2 separate regions of the Mus musculus genome follow, and region 2 is linked to region 1. Evidence: chromatin loops called from intact Hi-C (ENCODE). Cell type or tissue: heart. All regions are shown on one strand. Links, peaks and the distances in the headings refer to the core of each region. The heading gives the core; the rest is flanking DNA.

The links. A loop is a pair of places that touch in the nucleus more often than their neighbours do. Peaks named below come from ENCODE experiments on the same cell type or tissue, not always from the same donor. Only the 100,000 strongest peaks of a DNase experiment are listed, where the experiment ranks them.
Region 2: it touches region 1 in a loop (2.3-fold over the local background); 2 of 42 quality-filtered maps call a loop at or near these places.

What each region holds. Positions count from the first base shown.
Region 1 is chr6:108,108,193-108,117,329 of GRCm38, reverse strand. Sumf1 (sulfatase modifying factor 1) reads left to right here. Exons shown (of 9, transcript NM_145937.3): 9 at 8,744-9,137. The coding sequence ends at 8,854. Among named protein-coding and RNA genes, the nearest start is that of Setmar, 48 kb to the right of the region's middle. In heart, for the core only: no CTCF peak of the experiment used is centred there; no DNase peak of the experiment used is centred there; H3K27ac peaks cover 2,427 bases.
Region 2 is chr6:108,168,110-108,177,246 of GRCm38, reverse strand. It overlaps Sumf1 (sulfatase modifying factor 1), which reads left to right. Exons shown (of 9, transcript NM_145937.3): 2 at 1,086-1,259; 3 at 3,817-3,891. Among named protein-coding and RNA genes, the nearest start is that of Sumf1, 13 kb to the left of the region's middle. In heart, for the core only: no CTCF peak of the experiment used is centred there; no DNase peak of the experiment used is centred there.

The DNA.
Region 1 (9,137 bases), core at 2,000-6,999:
GAAACCCCCATAAATGGGAGTACAGACATGATCTACCTTACAGGGCTCATGTCTCATGCTGTTTGTCAGTTTGTTTGCTTGCCTGCCTGCCTACCTACCTACCTACCTACCTACCTACCTACCTACCTACCTGCCTGCCTCCCTCCCTCTATCCCTCCCTCCTTCCTTCCCTCCTCCTCCTCCTCCCCCTCCTCCTCCTCTTCCTCCTCCTCCTCCTTCTTCTTCTCCTTCTTCTTCTTCTTCTTCTTCTTCTTCTTCTTCTTCTTCTTCTTCTTCTTCTTCTTCTTCTTCTTCTTCTTCTCTCTCTCTCTCTCTCTCTCTCTCTCTCTCTCTCTCTCTCTCTCTCTCTTTGAGATGGGGTCTCACTGTATATCTCTGGCTTGTCTGGAACATACAACATAGATCAGGCTGTCCTTGAAGTCACAAGGATCCACACACCTCTGCCTTCTTAGTGCTGAGATTAAAGGTCTGTGCCATCATGCCCAGCCCCTCATGTCCCATAGGAAATAAACAATTTTTTGAAATTAAGTATTGAGCTACTGTAGTTGTTATATTTCATACCACATTAAGGATATTCAAAGTTTTTAAACATCAATGAAATAGATTTTGCTACATGCTTTTTGTACATCTGTTGAAACAGTGTTCTTTTCCTTTTTAGTCAGTTAATACAGTATAATATGATAACGTACAATGATTGATTTCCATTTGCCTGGTTTTGTTTGTTAGTTTGTTTATGTATTTATTCTTGACTCAGTGTCTCACTATGTAGCCAAGACTAAGTTTGAAGCCCTGTGGACCCCAGACTCTCACATTAGCACCAGACCATGTCCAGCTTGACCATGTCTCACCTCTGAGCCATCACTGCGCTCTCGCTGACTGTTTCACTGAGTCATGATATGCTGTCTGTGTTATAAAGTTTAGACTCAGTTTTCTAGAATGTTGAGAACTTTTACATATAGTTAATGATAAGTAGAACCTTTTTGTTGTTCCTAGTAATTTTTGTGTGCTTTTGGTATGTTGCTGTGTTCATAAATTTAACTGCAAAGTAGTCTTGAATCTTAAGGTGTTTTTAAAAAATATTTAATATTAAAGAAGAGTTCATGTAAAATTAACGTCATTTCTTTCTGAAGTGCTTGGTAGAATTCCCTCTTAAAGACATTTGGACCTAGACTTGTGCATTTAGCCCACTTTTTCATTACTATAATGAAAACCCAAAACAATTACTTTTTTTAAAAAAAAGAGAGAGAGAGAGACTTGGGCTGGAGAGATGGCTTAGTGATTAAGAGCACTGACTGCTCTTCCAGAGGACCTAAGTTCAATTCCCAGCAACCACATGATGGCTCACAACCATCTGTAATGGGGTTCTATGTACTTTTCTGGTCTGTGTCTGAAGATAGCTACAGTGTACACATATAAGTAAAAATAAAATAAATCTTAAAAATAGTAGACTTTTTTGGCTTATGTTTTTAAGGCTCCAAAGTTGAGGAACATCATATGGTGCTTATATTCATGCTGGGTCCAGAGATTTTCTAAGGCATCATATGGGAAGTGATGGTGTGTGTGTGTGTGTGTGTGTGTGTGTGTGTGTGTGTGTGTGTAGTGTTTTGTGTGTGCACATTCATAATGATTGTTCTTACTCTTTGTATAAAGTCAATAAGATTCAAGCATAGTGACTCCACCCAAATGACTTTCTCTAATCCCAATCACCTTCCCCACAGCCCTCACCTCTAAACAACTTAAGGGTAGGCCTCACCCCTGTCAGAGCTTTCAGGGATATACTCAAATCATATGGAGATAAAATTTTCTTGTTTAATAGATGCTTGGCTTTGTAGATTATCTGTTTCTACTTGGGTACACTCTGGTAATTCTGTCTTTTAAATAATCAAATCTTTTATATGAATTTTTGAATTTATTATTTCAATCTCTGTTTTTTCATTCATTAGTTAAACCAATTATGTTTAATGAAATTATTAATATTATTGGGCTTGAATTAGGTCTCTGGAGGTTTTGTTTTTTTTCCTTTGCTTTATCTGTTCTTTTTTATTCTTTGTCTTTTTGGATTAAGGTGTTTGTATCACTTTATTTTGCTCTCCTTAGGCTTGTTATCTGTGACCCTATTTTAAAATGAGTGGCTGATGTAGAGCCATGTTAATGATTAACTTTTCCTAGTCAACCTGTAGAGTACATCTTGTGAACAGTAGAAGGACAAAACTGGATGAAATTAGAATTTTTCCAGAGAAAATGGCAATTCCAAAAATAAGTAAGAAGAATGAATATTATAATTAATTTTTAAAATATAAAGAATGTGGTGGCGCATGCCTTTAATCCCAGCTCTTGGGAGGCAGAGGCAGGCAGATTTCTGATTTTGAGGCCAGCCTTGTCTACAGAGTGAGTTCCAGGACAGCCAGGGCTACACAGAGAAACCCTGTATCGAAAAAAATCTAAATAAATAAATAGAAACATAAAGAATGTTATAAATTAATTTTTAAAATATTTGTTTTTATTTTATATGTTGAGTAATTTATCTACATATGTCTGTGTAAAACTTGTGTGTTGAATACCATTAGAGTTATAGAGAGTTATGAGCTACCATGTAGGTTCTGGAAATTGAACCCAGGGCCTTTAGAAAAGCAACCAATATCCTTAACCACTGAGCCATCTCTCCAGCCCTATATTAATATGTAAAATTCTCTGACTAGAAGGTAATATACTTTTGGTCATAAATCAAGGTCATTTTGCATTGTTAAAGTAAACTCTAATAATTATGTCTAGTTTTTTAAAAGAGAGTGATTTTGTTAATTAAGAAAATCTTGTGGGTATGTATGTGTGTTTATGTGTGTGTGTAGTATGGTGTTGTACCTACATGGATGTCTGCATACCACTTGTATTCTCAGTGCCATGGAGGCAAGAAGAGATCATTGGATCCCCTGGCACTAGAGTTACTAGTAGTTGTGAGCCACCATGTGGGTTCTTGGAATCAAACCTGGGTTCTCTGGGAATAAGTGCTTATAACTGCTGAGCCATCTCTCCAGACCCCTCATTCCTAGTTTTTAACAGTGTGACTAAGTTACAGGAAGGAGATGGAGACACGAAAGAGGTTTTGAGGTAGTACAGCAACCAGTTAAGAGCATAGGCTACCATTCCCTGATCTGCCGCTCACATGATGTGGCCTTAGGCACACCATTCATGTCTCTTGGCCTTGGGTTTTCCTCATGTGTGTAATGCACATGCTATTTATATCTTTCTCATAGGGTTATTGGAAGAATGCACAGAGTCAGTATATGTTGAGTTGAGGGAACAGTTCACATACTAAGTACTCAAGTATAGACTTTGGTTCTTGGTGTTGTTTGGTTGATACCTAACATTCCAATGTAGGATCTTCATTCCAGTTCTCAGTATCAGTGCTACCCTTCTACCAGAATGACAAAGGACTTGGTCTAGTGTCATTTGAAAGAGCAATGGTACGTCCTAGGTTCTGGTACCGGCTTCCTGAGACTGATTTCCTATGAGATACAACTGCCTTAAAAATGCCCTTTATCTGAGAAACAGTTTTCCTCTCATGGAAACCATATTTCTGTCCCACTTGAGTTGAAGCCTCCAGGGTGGTAGGTCATTATCTTAACTGGATTGGTTCCTGAGCTAAGAGCACATCCTTAGCACAGATACTGAGGTCACTTTTACAGAGTAATTAGCCATTTTGATGAAATCAGGCTGAAACAGGTCCCTCCTTCTACTCCCGTTCTTAATTAATAGAATGACCCATTTTCCAGCCACCCAAAGACCTAACTTCCTTTAAGAACCACTTTTCATGCTGAAAATAGAAGTAGAAATCTATAAAGAACAACCAGAACATTCATAACCAGGACATTTGCTCTTTAATTGTGTCTCATTAGTGACCCATTATTGAAGTTTAAGAGAACTACTTATTAATACATATTTTCTGAGTGAATGGATGTGTGTAAGTAGAATGATAGTAGCATGAATTGACTCTTTGCAAGTGCTGGGCCTGAGCTCTCAGCATGCTTGTGTGTGTGTGTGTGTGTGTGTGTGTGTGTGTGTGTGTGTGTACGGGCAAGAGCACATGCACCCTACCGCTTGGGGAAGTGCTTTACCACCAAGTGATGTGCCCATCCCCTCACCACGTGTATGGTGAGGCTTTCTTTTTTGGATTCAGATTTTCATAGTTATTTGGTTAATGGAAGGCCTCAGGCACTGCTGTGACCCAGTAGTAAAACCTTTAGTGGTTGCTGATTTTCTTGAAAGTGTTTTGGTATACAAACAAAACAATTTCATTGCATAAAATTCAGAAAAGAAATAAAATGAGAAAGATGGCAATGAAAAATCAGATATCTTATGTCTTGGAGAAAAGTATTAGATGGTATTCTGCCATGAGTTTCATATACTTTAATAAAGTATTTTTCAAAATTGAATTATTTTGTGTTATACTCCAGATTTTCAATTATGGTCATAATAACACTTTGTATATCACCAGTCGTTTTCTAGTGTCTTGTGTCATAGATGCAGAATCCTTTCAACACTGTTCTGAGCAGGCACTAAAAGGTCACCAGCGCTGCTGCAGCCTGGCTCCTGTAGCATACAGAATAATCCATGCAAGGAGCACGGCAGTCCCGTGCCTTAGCCTCAGCGCTGTCCTCCAGCTGTGCTTCAGCCAGCATGTAACCTGCTCCTGCCATCCAGGTAGCTCACGTGTACCCACAGCTGGAGCTGGAAGAGGTGTGTGTCATCTTCCCTGCAGACAACTCAGAATCTCAGAGGCCTGATCTAAGCGGGACAGTGATGCTCGTTTCTGTGAGGACAAGGCTCAGTGACAGAGTGTGTGTCCCCAAAGGAAAGCATTTGTACTGCTTGCTCTGCAGACTGGTTTGTTGGTTTCTTTGGGAGGGCTTTGTTTTGGTGTTTCCATTTTTGCCGTGCTGAGGATTGCTTGCTCGTGGTAGGCACGTGTCGAACAGTGAGCCCAGTCTCCAGGCCAAGACGAGTGTTCTTATGCACTTTTATGGCCGGCTTTATTTTATCAGTGAGGACAGATTCTGGAAGGCTCTGCCTAAGGTTAAATAACCACTGAGATTGGGGTTTTTTTCCTTGCTGGTCAAAAGATTAGCAAAATGTTTATTACAACTTTCACTTGTTCTGAGCCCAACCTCCTCAGACAGTGGACATGGTGGTGTGATTCTGGTTATTTCTCTGCTCACATAGCTTGCTTTTTACATTAACCATCTTTGGCTAATTTTCTCTGGAATTCCAGTTTTCCAGTTCTTTGGGCATCTCAACTCCTTCTCAGAGAGTCTTTTCCAAACCACCCTCTAAACAGCAGCCACTGTTGCTTACAGTTGTCCCTCCCCACTTTTCCTTTCTTCAGAGCTGACCACTGCTGGGAGCAGTGTTGAATGCTCCAGCCAGTTTGCAGTCTGACTCCTCCCTTTAAGTGGCAGCCCTCTGATAACAGGTTCCTTGTCTGTCTGCTCTGATTGCATTCCTCATGCCTGAAATTGCAGCTGCCATACTACAAGCACTCATATATTTAGTAGAACCTTGCCATGATGTGATCAGGCTATGTAGATTCTGCTGTTGTTTTGCCTAATTTTTGCCCTTTTTGTGCTTCTGGTACCACTCTTTAGCCCCGTAATCTGCCTGCCATCCTCCTTTACAAATTGCTAAGTAGGAAAGGAGATAAAATTTGAAATTTAAACAAAGACAGTATCTAGTAAAAAGAAGATTTGAAGTTTAATCTCAAAATAAATAAATAAATAAATAAATAAATAAATAAATTGCTGCTATTCAAAGTGTCCCCCAGGGGTTGATGAGGGATGGGAAGCTTGTTAGAAATGTACCCTGAGGACCACAGAAGCACCATGGAAGCAGATGTCTGGATGTCTGGGTATAGCCTAGGAGGGGTATTTGGACAACCTCTTCAGTCTGTTTGTCTGTCTCTCCCCCCTCCTCCTCTCTCTCCTCCCCTTTTTCTCTCTTCTTCTTCTTCTCTCGCTTTCTCTTTCTGTTTGTCTATATGTCTGTCTGTTCCCAGAGTATTAGTTACTTATCTTGTTGCTGTGATAAAATACCTTGGTTAAGGCAACCTAAGGGCCAGTGAGAAGATTGGTGGGTGGAAGGAAGTATATTCCAGGACTGATGAGTGTCATTGGATAACTGGAGTATGCAGCACACAAACAGAATAAATAACTTAAAAGCAGCTTATGAAAGAAAATGTTTATTTTGGCTAACAGTGCCATGGTAGTCTATCATGACATGGAAGTCATAATGCTTATAGCTTAAGGTAGCCAGTCACATTGTATCCATAGTCAGGAATCAGAGAGGAACAAGTGCTGGGGTCCAGCTAGCTTTCTTCTTTTTATGTAGTCTACAGCTGTAACATAGGGACCGATTCCACTGGTATTTAGGTTGGGTCTTCCCACATTTGTTAACCTGATCAAAATAATCCCTCACAGGCCTGGGCAAATGTTATTCTTTGGTGATTCTAGATCCTATCAAATTGACAGCGTTAATCATCACAAGTTCATTCTGAGAACCATGTGTGTCACCTAGGCCTTCCTAGAGACATTGACACACTGCAAGTGACCCTAATGACTAACTTAGCTCAAGGCTGTTGGTAAATTTTTGATGCATACTCATTGTTTTCTCATCTGTCTGTGGCCTCCAAGAAGCCAGGCCAGGACCACGCCTAGACCTGGGCATGTTCTCCTGGTGTATACAGTCAGGAGATGGGTGCTTGGTTGTTTTCATCGTGTGTGGCCCCTTCTCGGGATAAGACTGCCAGAGTATTCAGTGTGCCCCCACCCCCACCCTCCTTGAGCTTGACCTTGGCTGCAGTGTGGAATTCACTGCATGTGTGTGGTTTCCTAGAGGCGTCCTGTCATTTCTCAGCAGTCTGGTGCCTGTGCTGAGGATTCTCCTGTCTCCTCACACAGTTCCTGCCAGACATTGGGAAGCTTCTGTTGATGCCAATCACACAGATGCGGAGGCATCACCTTATTATTTCAAGCACATTCAAGCTTCATCTTCTGTCTGTCGACCTGAGATTGGGAGTACATTCTGTCCCTCACTCTCCACACGGAGAACTGGTTGCTATTGTTTTATTATCTATAGAAGATAGAGCATTATGCCTTCCTTTTTTTTTCCCCGTGGGGAAAATGCACCAGAGAATTTCCATGTCAGCCTCAAAGATAATTTTTATGGAGATTAGAAGCATCTGACTTTTTGTGAAAGAAAAGAAATAATAGGAATTTAAAAAAAATGTCTTGCATGCTGACCTATTTTTTTTCCCTTCCCACAAATTATCTCTTGTGTGTGAGTTCCCAACTTGTCCATGATTCTTTTTGAAGTGTCTTTTACCAGCTGGCAGCAGTGGGTTCAATGGGCTAAATCTTGGCTGACGCTCATGGCTTCCAGGATGACTAGTCTGTTCTTATTTCATGCTATTTTTGACCTGGAGAATGACCTTCGCAAGAGTTCCATGCATGGTTATTTTGGAATCTTGCAGGTTTAAGATGCTGTGCTAGTAGTCCACAGATACGTGTCCTGTATGTTTGTGTGGATGTGTGTGAGCAGGCTGTGTGTTAGTGGTAGAAGAAGACATGAAATGGACGGTACCCTTTGCACCAGAAGTCTAGACTTGCTAAGAAAGGAAGCACACTACAGTTTGTTCAGAGTGGAATCCTGCTTCCTTTAACACTTGTGTCACCTTCTGTAACTTGTTCCACTTGCCTGGGCGTTTACAATCAAAATAGCAGAGAAAAGTGCCTGATACCATGCTGAATATGTCCTAGGAAAGCAATGCCCATTTTGTGTGAGCATTTATTCTCTGCTCTTTCACAATTAGAATGAAGTAATCCAAACCCTAACGTATAGTGTTATTATTACTGTGATTTAAAATTCTGAGGTATTGGGAAGAAAGTGATTTTCCAACAGCTTTTCATATATTTTAAGTTCCTATGATAACTTTTTTTTGCCAGTATGTCTATTATCCCATGATATTTGGTTCTGTTATTAATCTTTTTGTTGCCATTTATATCTGTTCTTTTTTTTTTTTTTTTTTCCTTTGAGACAGGGTTTCTCTGTGCAGCCCTGGCTGTCCTGGAACTCCCTCTGTAGACCAGGCTGATCTCGAACTCAGAAATCCACCTGCCTCTGCCTCCCAAGTGCTGGGATTAAAGGTGTGTGCCACCACTGCCCAGCTATATCTCTTCTTATAATGTTAAAAATTGATATAATATGCCAAAAATTAGAAGCTGTGCATTAAAGGATAATGATTGTGAGTGTGTGCATGTTATAATCTCATGGGTCTTTTAGTCTTTTTTTTAGCATATGATTATATAGGTTAGATGATACTGCATGCACACACACACACACATACATACACAAACATGATTCTTACTTTATGGTAGCCTGCTGACTAGACAATCACATGGATAACCATGGAAGGTTACTGATATTTTGGGGGGTGTTATAAGTGGTGGTGGCCTTTCTGTCATATGTAGGTGCTACTTCTAAGGTAAAAGATACTGGCTGGCTGACTCTTTGAATATGCTCTGCTGTCTTTTGCCAAGCGTACAGCACACAGAATATCTTAAGAAGGCATTTCAGGAGCAGCTCTTCCTTCAGGTAGCTCTGAGTTCTCTGTACCAGGTATTTTTGTGAAGCTGTAACTAACGTAAGCCCTAAGCCAAGGGTTCCAGGATCTCTTACGGCATGTTATCTGTTATAGTCCTATTGCTATAGGTACCGCTGTGCAGCTCGAAGCCAGAACACACCAGATAGCTCTGCATCCAACCTGGGATTCCGATGTGCAGCCGACCACCTGCCCACCGCAGACTGACAGCCAAGAGGAGCTTTTCCAGATTCAAGAAGGCGTTTCTTACTCGCAGCTGGCCTCCCCTGGAAATCTGAACTGATCTCATGTAAAGTATTCCCATCTACGGAGGATTCCATGTCCACCCAGTGGCCAAAGGAACTGTCTCGCGTGACCAAATGGCTGGCGAGTGTCAGCACGTGTGCTTTATTGTGTGGTGTATCTTTGGGGATCATCGCCATGTTTTACTTTGAAAGCCTTTTGAAGAGGAGAGAGCCGAGAACCAGGAAGTCCTGGCCAGACTCTGCCA
Region 2 (9,137 bases), core at 1,638-6,637, 60 kb before region 1:
CTGTTTTGAGTATTTTATTATTTTAAAACTTTTATGTGTGTGTGTTGTGCATGTCTGTGTATTCATGTTTGCATCTGTTCGAGTGCATGTTCATGTTGTTTGTCAGAGGACCACGTTGAGCATCATCCTCAGTTGCTCTTCTACCTTGTTCATTGGTGCAGAGTAGCCTAGTCAAAGCCAAGGTCTCTGGTATGTCTAGTCTTAGTAGCAGGCCTTCTCTGAGGACGGCCCCGTCTTTCCACCTCCTGGGCCTGGAATAGCAAGCAGGTGGGCTGCCCTGTTCACCACTGGTTGTAACTCTGGCTCCAGGGCATCCAGCACCCTCGGTCCTCACAGGTGTCCCACCCATGAGCTTACATGCACAGGAACCATGACACAGACACCCACACGTACATTAAAAAAAAAAAAAAGATAAAATCTTTAAGTAGGAAAGAGTACAGTTTTCCCTTACCTCCTTAGTTCACTATTGCAGTTTTTCCAGACCTGTGTCCTTTATATGTCCAGATCTGTTGTGAGGTTCAACTAGAAAGATCATTTCCCAGAAGGATTTTCCCTTCTTTCTCTGACTTGTGATTCACTGTCATTAACATGTGGAGTGATTTTGCAAGTGTGTGTGTGTGGTGGTTTGTATGTGTGGGTACACAGAAATAAATGCATAAGTGGGGGCCTGAGGTTGACATTAGCTCTCTTTCTCAGTTGCTTCTCCATTTTGTTATTTTATTTCTGAGGAGCATCTATCACTGAACCTTGAGATCATTGATTCAGTCAGACTTGCTGGCTATTGAGCCCTTGGAATCCTCCTGCCTCTGACCCTGCATCCCCACCACTACTGGGGTTACAGATCTGAGCCACCATACATGCCTTTTATGGCTGCTAAGGATCCATACTCGGGTCCCTGTGACCGTGCAGCAAGCACTTTCCTGGTGGATCATCTCCCACGACCTTGATCTTGTTAGTTTTGCAAAAATTTCTGTGGTGGGGGGTTTTAAGCAGTGGGCGCTTGATAAGCGCTGAGAGCTTTGCGGCCCACACAGATGCACTTTGCTTTTGATGCGTGATGCCCCATGTTTGCCCTTTCATTGCAGATGGTCCCCATTCCTGCTGGAGTATTCACAATGGGCACTGATGATCCTCAGATCAGGCAGGATGGAGAAGCCCCTGCCAGGAGAGTCACTGTTGATGGCTTTTACATGGACGCCTATGAAGTCAGCAATGCGGATTTTGAGAAGTTTGTGAACTCGACTGGCTATTTGACAGAGGTATGGGCTTGCGGATGGGAGGGAAAACTGGCTGTTTTCTAGAACACTCAAGAAGGTTTAATAGCTAGAAACACTGAACACTTTGTGCCCAGCACTGTGATGGGCACTTTTTTTCTTTTCTTTAATCTAACTTCTCCCAGCAGCTCCGTGATGTACCAAGCTGTGAGTCAACACTGATACAACCTAACCATACTACTACTCAATGATTGCAAGCAGCGTGGACCACAGCCCTGCTCCCAACCCTCCGTGGTACTGTGGTAGTTAGTGTTTTAATCCACCTGACAGGGCTGCTGCTCACTAGGCTTTCTGAGAACACAGATGGCAGGACATTCTCCTCAGCACCTCAGATTGCCTGTCCCATAGGCGTTACACACTTCGTAAATGTGCAGGGCTCCAGTGCAGCATCTCGTCCTGTGGCTTTATCCCAGTGTGTGGGTGACTCAGCAGCCTTTTCCAGGGGTCACCGGATCCGTGCAAGGGGGTTGATTTTCTAGTTGATGATTGTTTCTGTGAGAATCTCAAATGTTCTTGGTTCCTAAATCCTGTCCCCTTTTATCTTGAAAACTTTACCCTTTTATTCAGTTTGTGGGGACCCAACTTAAAAAAATTGTCCCCTAACACCTCCTCTTTTATATTTAAAAAATTCATTTGAGAGTGAATGTCAAAGGTAAACCAGCATTTGGGTTCAGTTCTGCACCGCCTCATTTCTTTGGAATTTCCTAAAATATACCAAGTGGTTGTAAATTTTGGTTGTAGATATTTGTAGTAAGCTAAAGTCTCTATTCTTTTTGTTTCATATTCTTAAATCAATTTATAATCTAACTTAAAGAGAGAGGAGTAAGGGGAGAGGTAGGGAGAGAGAGACAGAGAGTGGCAGAGAGAGAGAGAGGGAGAATAGGTGACCATAGAGGCCAGGCGAGGTGTTGGATCTCATGGAGTTAGAGGTCCTGGTAGTTTCGGACTGCTGGAATTCCACTCTATTTTGTGAAAGAGTCTCTGTTTGAACCTGAAGAATGCACTTGTGGCTAGACTGACAGACCAGTGGGCCAGAATCTACCTAGCTCTGCCTCCCAAGCCTCTAGCACTGGGATCATAGATGTGTGTAGCCATACTTGGCTCTTGCTTGGTCAGAGAAGATCCTGATAGTTCATGCTTTAACCACTAAGCCATATCTCCAGCCCTAGAGGAGTTGTAAGAAAGGAAGGCTTTACAGAGCATAGTTCTTCTGGACGACTAGCCAGCAGGGGAGAATGGAAAGTCTCTGAGAATGAGCATGGGAACCACGCTATCCATAGAGAAGGATGAGTGACTAAGTGGCTTTGGTTGCTAGGCATCATGGTATCACTAGGAACACACAGATACTATCAGGGGTGAAGAAAACTTATCTCTGGTCAGTAAGAACAGTCTGGAAGCTCTGACCTGATGTATAGGGGTCAGGACTCAGTTAACTTTATCTGGTGAGGATAGGTTTGGAAGGGGACACTGGGGACATTCCAAGTACTGGTCTTGGTTGACGTGAAGAGACGGGGGAGCTCTGTGCATTTCTTTTGAGCTTGTTGTGGTAGAACCACTACATTTAACAGAGGCAGTTTGCTCTGGCCTCCTTCCAGCTCCACAATTAGAATCTCTGGGGTTGGTGAGCAGCAGTTTAAGTCTTAGCAAGCTGCTGTGTGAGCTCAACTGGATAACCTAGGGAGTTGCTGGCCTAGTGTAAGAAGTACACACAGGCCAGGCAGTGGTGGTGCAGGCCTTTAATCCCAGCACTCAGGAGGCAGAGGCAGGTGGGTTTCTGAGTTCGAGGCCAGCCTGGTCTACAGAGTGAGTTCCAGGACAGCCAGGGCTCTGTCCTGGAAACCCTCTCTTGAACTCGCACCTCCCCCCCCCAAAAAAAAGAAGTACACACAGGCCTGTGCAGAGCTCTGAGGAGCCCAGGAAGGCAGCCCTCATGTTACATGGATTTGGAAGAACAGTGGACTATGTAGGAGGAAAACTGAACAGTAGAGTCACAGGAAGTAAGGGACAAGGGATCCCACTTTCAGAGCAGATATCAATGAATGTTTGTGATACCACTGTTAAGAACTGTTTAAAATATAAATTTCCACCTGACGCTTAGATTGGCCCATGACAACTGTAAACACATAGAGCGTATCAGAGAACCAGCCATCAGTGCCGTTTAATTCTTTTAGGCAGATCCCAGGAGCAGGGCAGAGAACAAACAGCTTACTTGTGTAGTATTACATCTACTAAATAAAGTCATTTCTCAGAGTTATTTACAATATTGGGAGAAATATGTTTCCTTCCATGGGTCGTTCATCTTCTTAGAATCTAATCTTGTGCAGCCGGCAGTCTTATCAGCTAATCTGGTCTCACATGAAAACAGTCTCTTGAGGTACATGAACCTTCTTTAAGAGGAACTTAGATACTTTCAAGACATTTTGGGAAAACTCGCATTTACTTGGATAGGAAGAATCACCATAGTAGCATTGTGAAGAAAATGGCACCCTGGATGCCCTGACTCTAACATTTTCTGGCTTTTTCTTTTTTACTCTCCTTATAGGCTGAGAAGTTTGGAGACTCTTTCGTCTTTGAAGGCATGTTGAGCGAGCAAGTGAAAACGCATATCCACCAGGCAGTAAGTGATGTTTAAATAAGCTCTCATCAGAAACATAAGTACTACCTTCCTCTCCCGACTGGTGCCTAGCCATTCTCCCACTCTCTGAGTCACAGGTCCATGGGCCAGGGTACCTTCTCTGGCTGAAAATGTACAGGCCCAGGAAGATGTTTAGTTTCTGCCTGTCCCTTAGAGCGAGCGACACTGCACTGCAGAGTAGAATTCAGCCCTGTACTTTGTGTTTTACTTGCAGCCATTTTTAGAATGGAGGATAAATGAGAGCTACAGACTTCTGTTTTCAAAGTCTTGATCTTGGCAGGGGCTGGTGTGGACCTAGAGTTTCATAAGTATTCATGAATTCCTCTGTGCAAACTCAAGTCCGTGGAAGGAATACCTTTGCTGTGGCTGTTCATAGCAGATGGGGGCTGGGAACTAACTAGTCCTTAGAGGAAGGGCCATGCCATCATGTACAGAGCATACAGGGGTGTGAATTAAGTCTGTTTTTCTCAGACATCGAGGCCATTGACTAGGCTCTGTAAGTACCGTGTGTCAGAAAGAACTTGGGATTCTTTGGTCAGGCAATTTAGCAGGTCTGTAAATAATATCTGCTTGTGTATATCTCATGGATATGTAAAAACAAGAGAAAACGAGGTTAGCTGCGATATTGAGAGTTCTCACAGTGGGCAGAGACTGAAGAGCAGGAGACAGAGAGTGGGCCTTGAGGGCCTGCCAATTCAAAGAGGACAGACATGGAGGGTGAAGATAAAGAAATCCTACCTTAATCTTCCTCTTTTATGCAAGTTACCTTTAAATAATTTATGCCTGGGGGCTGGAGAGATAGCTCAGTGGTTATGAGCACTGGCTGCTCTTGCAGAGGACTTGTGTTCTGTTCATACTGACATGCAGGCTCACAGCCATCTATTAACCTTAGTTCTGGGGGATATGATGCCCTCTTCTGGCCCCCACAGGCACTGCAAGCTTGTGGTGCACAGAGTTACAGGCAGGCACCACCCCCCCAACCCCCTCTCCCCAATAAAAATCATAAAATAACAAAAAGTCCTGCCTGAGCTTCAGCCTGAAGTGTTGGCTTCACTGTGTCCTGTCCTGGGAGTAGCGGCATCAGGAAATGAGCCCCTTTGGGCTCATGCTTTCTCTTTGTGTTCCAATTATTGTAGCCCAGGTTGGGGTAGGGGGAGACGGAGTAATTAGGACGTGGTCTCAAATGGTATTCTGGCGAGTCAGGCCAATTTCCTTGCTTGTTTTAGTAAATGTTTAAATGATAAGATTGAACTCTTTTTGGATTCCAGTTTTCCAGTCAATATTGTCTCTTATATAAGCTGGCAGCCCTACCTCCACTGGCTTTTTTTTTTTTTTTTACAAGCATCTGTGTTCAACTTAGGGTAGTGGTGATGGCCCAGCAAGCATCGAGAGGGGTGGCTCCTGTTTTAAGATACGGGGTTCAGATGAGGAAGCCCGTGTGCTCCTGTTTCTGCGATTTGGCTTTCTGATGGAAGACCTCATGTCTCTTAGGAACCACTAACATGTCAGGCATGAAGGCAGAGGTGGAGCATTGAAGGCTCCAGAGGTGTCCTGAGTCAGAGTGAAGGTGTGTGTGCTGTAGCTAGGATGAGGACAAGCGCCTCTCACCTGGCTGCAGGGTTGGTCGCATGCTTAAATGCTTATAATGGAAAAGCAAACCTTTTAAGGTTGTTTTGAAAAGGTTGAGTAAGTAAAGAAGTCTGTTGATCTGGGAGGACCTTTTGTCATTTCCCTGTTGGCCTGACTTGCCTCTACTCATCAGCACCTTTGTAACTTCACATTTCTATAAGGTTGGATGTAAGATGTCCATGAGATGACGTTAGGTCGCCTTTAAGAATGGATGAGACAGGGCTGGTGAGATGGCTCAGTGGGTAAGAGCACCCGACTGCTCTTCCGAAGGTCCGAAGTTCAAATCCCAGCAACCACATGGTGGCTCACAACCATCTGTAATGAGATCTAACTCCCTCTTCTGGAGTGTCTGAAGACAGCTACAGTGTACTTATATATAATAAAAATAAATAAATCTTTAAAAAAAAAAAAAAGAATGGATGAGACAGAGGGAGAGCCCCAGGAGTTACAGTAACCTCCCCCTCTCATGCATCTTTAGGCCTTAAGCCAAAAGAAAGGCTCCTTTGAGTTCTGCCATGTCCCTAACATTTCACACTAGTTTGTTTTGAGCATAAAAAAAGAGGTGTAGGAATCTTGCTGAAGCTGTAGTACCTGATAAAAATAATGTAGTAATTGTGTTTATGTGGTTATTTTCAGAGTTATATTCTGTTTATACTGGTTTACACTAGTAATATGAACTGTCATTTTTTTTGGTGTTTAATAAAACACAAATATAGAAAGTCACCTGATTTAAATGTGTTACCTAGGACATTATCCTGAGGTGGAGCACACTTGTCCCTGAAACCTAGATCAGGAACCTGATTTGCTGCCTGCCCCAGCAGCCCTCTCCCACCCAAGTGGGTTCTTCCTTATGCTCATTATAGTGTTGTCACCTAGGGCTAGACCTTAAGTAGACTCATGCCCTTCAAAGAGATTTTGCTTGAAAGCATTGCTAGTATGCTTCCCATCGCACCCCCTTTTATCTTTTCATTAATTTTACCCTCCAAAGAGCACAGAGCCAGCTTGTAGACTTTCTCAGTATGGATTTTGCTGATTGATGGCTTCAGTACAGTTCACCTGTTGCCTGTGTTCCCTGCAGATGGTAGCTGTGCTCTAAAGTGTGATCAAATTCACGGTGTACCTGTGTCATGAATATCACAGTGATGGCCTCCCCTAGCACCGTGGTTCTCAACCTGTGGGTCTTGATCCCACAGGGCAGCATATCATATATCCTGCATATCAGATATTTACACTACAATTCAAAACAGTAGCAACATTACAGTTATAAAGTAGCAACTGAGTGATTTTATGGTTGGGGGTTACCATGACATGAGGAAGTGTGTTAAAGTGTCGCAGCTTTAGGAAGGTTGAAAGCCACTGCGTTAGCAGGAAGCAGCTAATGTCTATCTCGTCATCTTTTTTTTTTCATATCAGCTGATGCTATGCTGAGTGGCTCTGTCTATGAATTTACTGGGATTGTAGATGATGAGAGCCTAGATTTTTTTTTTTTAGTTTATTGATGGATACTTTAATAAAGTGATAGTTCCTCCCACTGCTGTTTTCTTAACATTGCTACAGGTTACACAGAACGACAGGTAAATGTGTGATTGTTTACTAGCTTTAAGGAAATGAATTAGTGGCCGAGAAAAATGGCTAAGTGGTTAAGAACACTGCCTGCTTTTCTAGAGGACCCAGGTTCAATTCTCAGTTCCTACATGTGTGTTAACAACCATCCTAAGTCCAGTCCAAGGGGATCTGATACTCTCTTCTGGTCTCTGTTGAGCATGTGCACAGACATATATGGAGGCAACATACCCATACACATAAAATAAAACATAGAAAGAAGTGAATCAAAGGTGGCTAGATCTACTTCTCACATACTACTAGGTAGGTGTGTGATTAAATGGAAACTCCTTTGTGTGTGTGTATGTGTGTGTGTGTGTGTGTGTGTGTGTATGTGTGTGCGTGAGTGAGAGAGAGAGAGAGAGAGAGAGAGAGCAGAGGTAGAGAGTTAGATGGAGAGATAGACAGACAGAGACAGATGGAGCGAGACACTAGGCTGGAACTGAGAGCCTCCTGAATGCTAGGTAAGCATCCTACCACTGATCTGTATCACCTAGCCATGAACTTGAAAAGGCTTCCTGTGTTCAAAAGCAGTGACGTGTGGCCTTCAGAAAAGATCATGATTCCAAGGAATCCATAACATGTTTAAATCCATGAATTTCTATTAAAACAAAACATTCTATTTTATTCATTTTTATTTTATTTTACTGATTTTGTTTTCCTTTCAAGGTGTGTGTTTTCATGCCTATCCTATGTAAATTAATTTTATTTCAGTCTTTACCTTTCTTACTTTTTATAAGATTCAACTATACGTTGTGTTCAAACCTACCATATTCAGTGTTGCAATTTTCTAGTTCCTGTTGCCCTGGTGTAGGAATAAAAAGAAAGAAATAGTATTTTTTTTTAACTTAGAAATTTTATTTCTTATTTGGACATATTAGCACACATTTGTGATCTCTGCAATTAGGAAACTGAGGCAGGAGTATTGGATCAGTGCTAATTTTGGCTACATAATAAGTTCAAGACTATCCTTGGTTGCATAAAAATCCACCTTAAACAAACAAATAAATAAACAGAAAACAACCCCAAACAAAATCTTTAAAGATAGTAATATTTTCTAGGGAGTTGTAAGAAAGGGCGTGTCCTTACTGAGTTTCCTGTGGTAAAATTATCTAGTTTAACTTTTTCAGTTCACAGCTAGAAATGGCTGTGATACAACCTCCGTCTCTTCATCTGCGGTCATGGTTTTATGTGTATTCGTTTGTGCATATGTGGATTTAGTTCTCTATAACTTTGATGCAACCATAGATATATGTAACCTACCGTTTTTTCAAAAAAAAATCTTTAAGAGTTTATGGATTTAAACCTGCTACAGATTTCATTCACTTAGAGCCATGATCTGTTTTGAAAGCCACACGTTGCTATTTTTGAGCACAGATTGATGTCTTTTGAAGTTCTTGTAGGTCCTGTTATGTTCCCTCCTCCTGCTTTAAACAGTTGCATTGAGATGTAGTTTGTACAATTCACCTTTTTAAGTGTACAATTCAGTGTTGGTTTGGTATATTTTTAGAGTTGTGTAACCATCCCTACAGGCTAATTTTAAGTTGTTTTCATGAGCCCATAAAGGAACTTTGTTCTTATTTGTAAGTCACTCGTCACCCTTGTTCTAGGTCCTTTTTAACTGAGCCTAGGAGTTCTTTGTGGCTTCTTTGGTTTTTCTGATGGTAGTATCTGTCCTGACTGCAGACTAGTGTTATCTTTTGCTGTAAGAAGCCTTGGTTTCTGCGATAGTTTCTTTTTTATGGCTGTGATAGAATGTCCAAACAAAAAGCAAGTCGGGGACTGGGGGAGACTTTATTTTGTCCTAAAGTTTCAGAGGGAAGAGTCCACTATGGCATGGTGACAGGAGCAGGAAACTGGCTTATCACACTGTATCCGCACACAGGGAGCAGAGAGAGAGTAAGTGGGACCAGGCTAATAACCTCCAAGTCTGCCCTCTGATGCACTTCCTCCAGCAAGCCTCCACCCTGTGAAGGTTCAATAACCTCCCAAGTAGC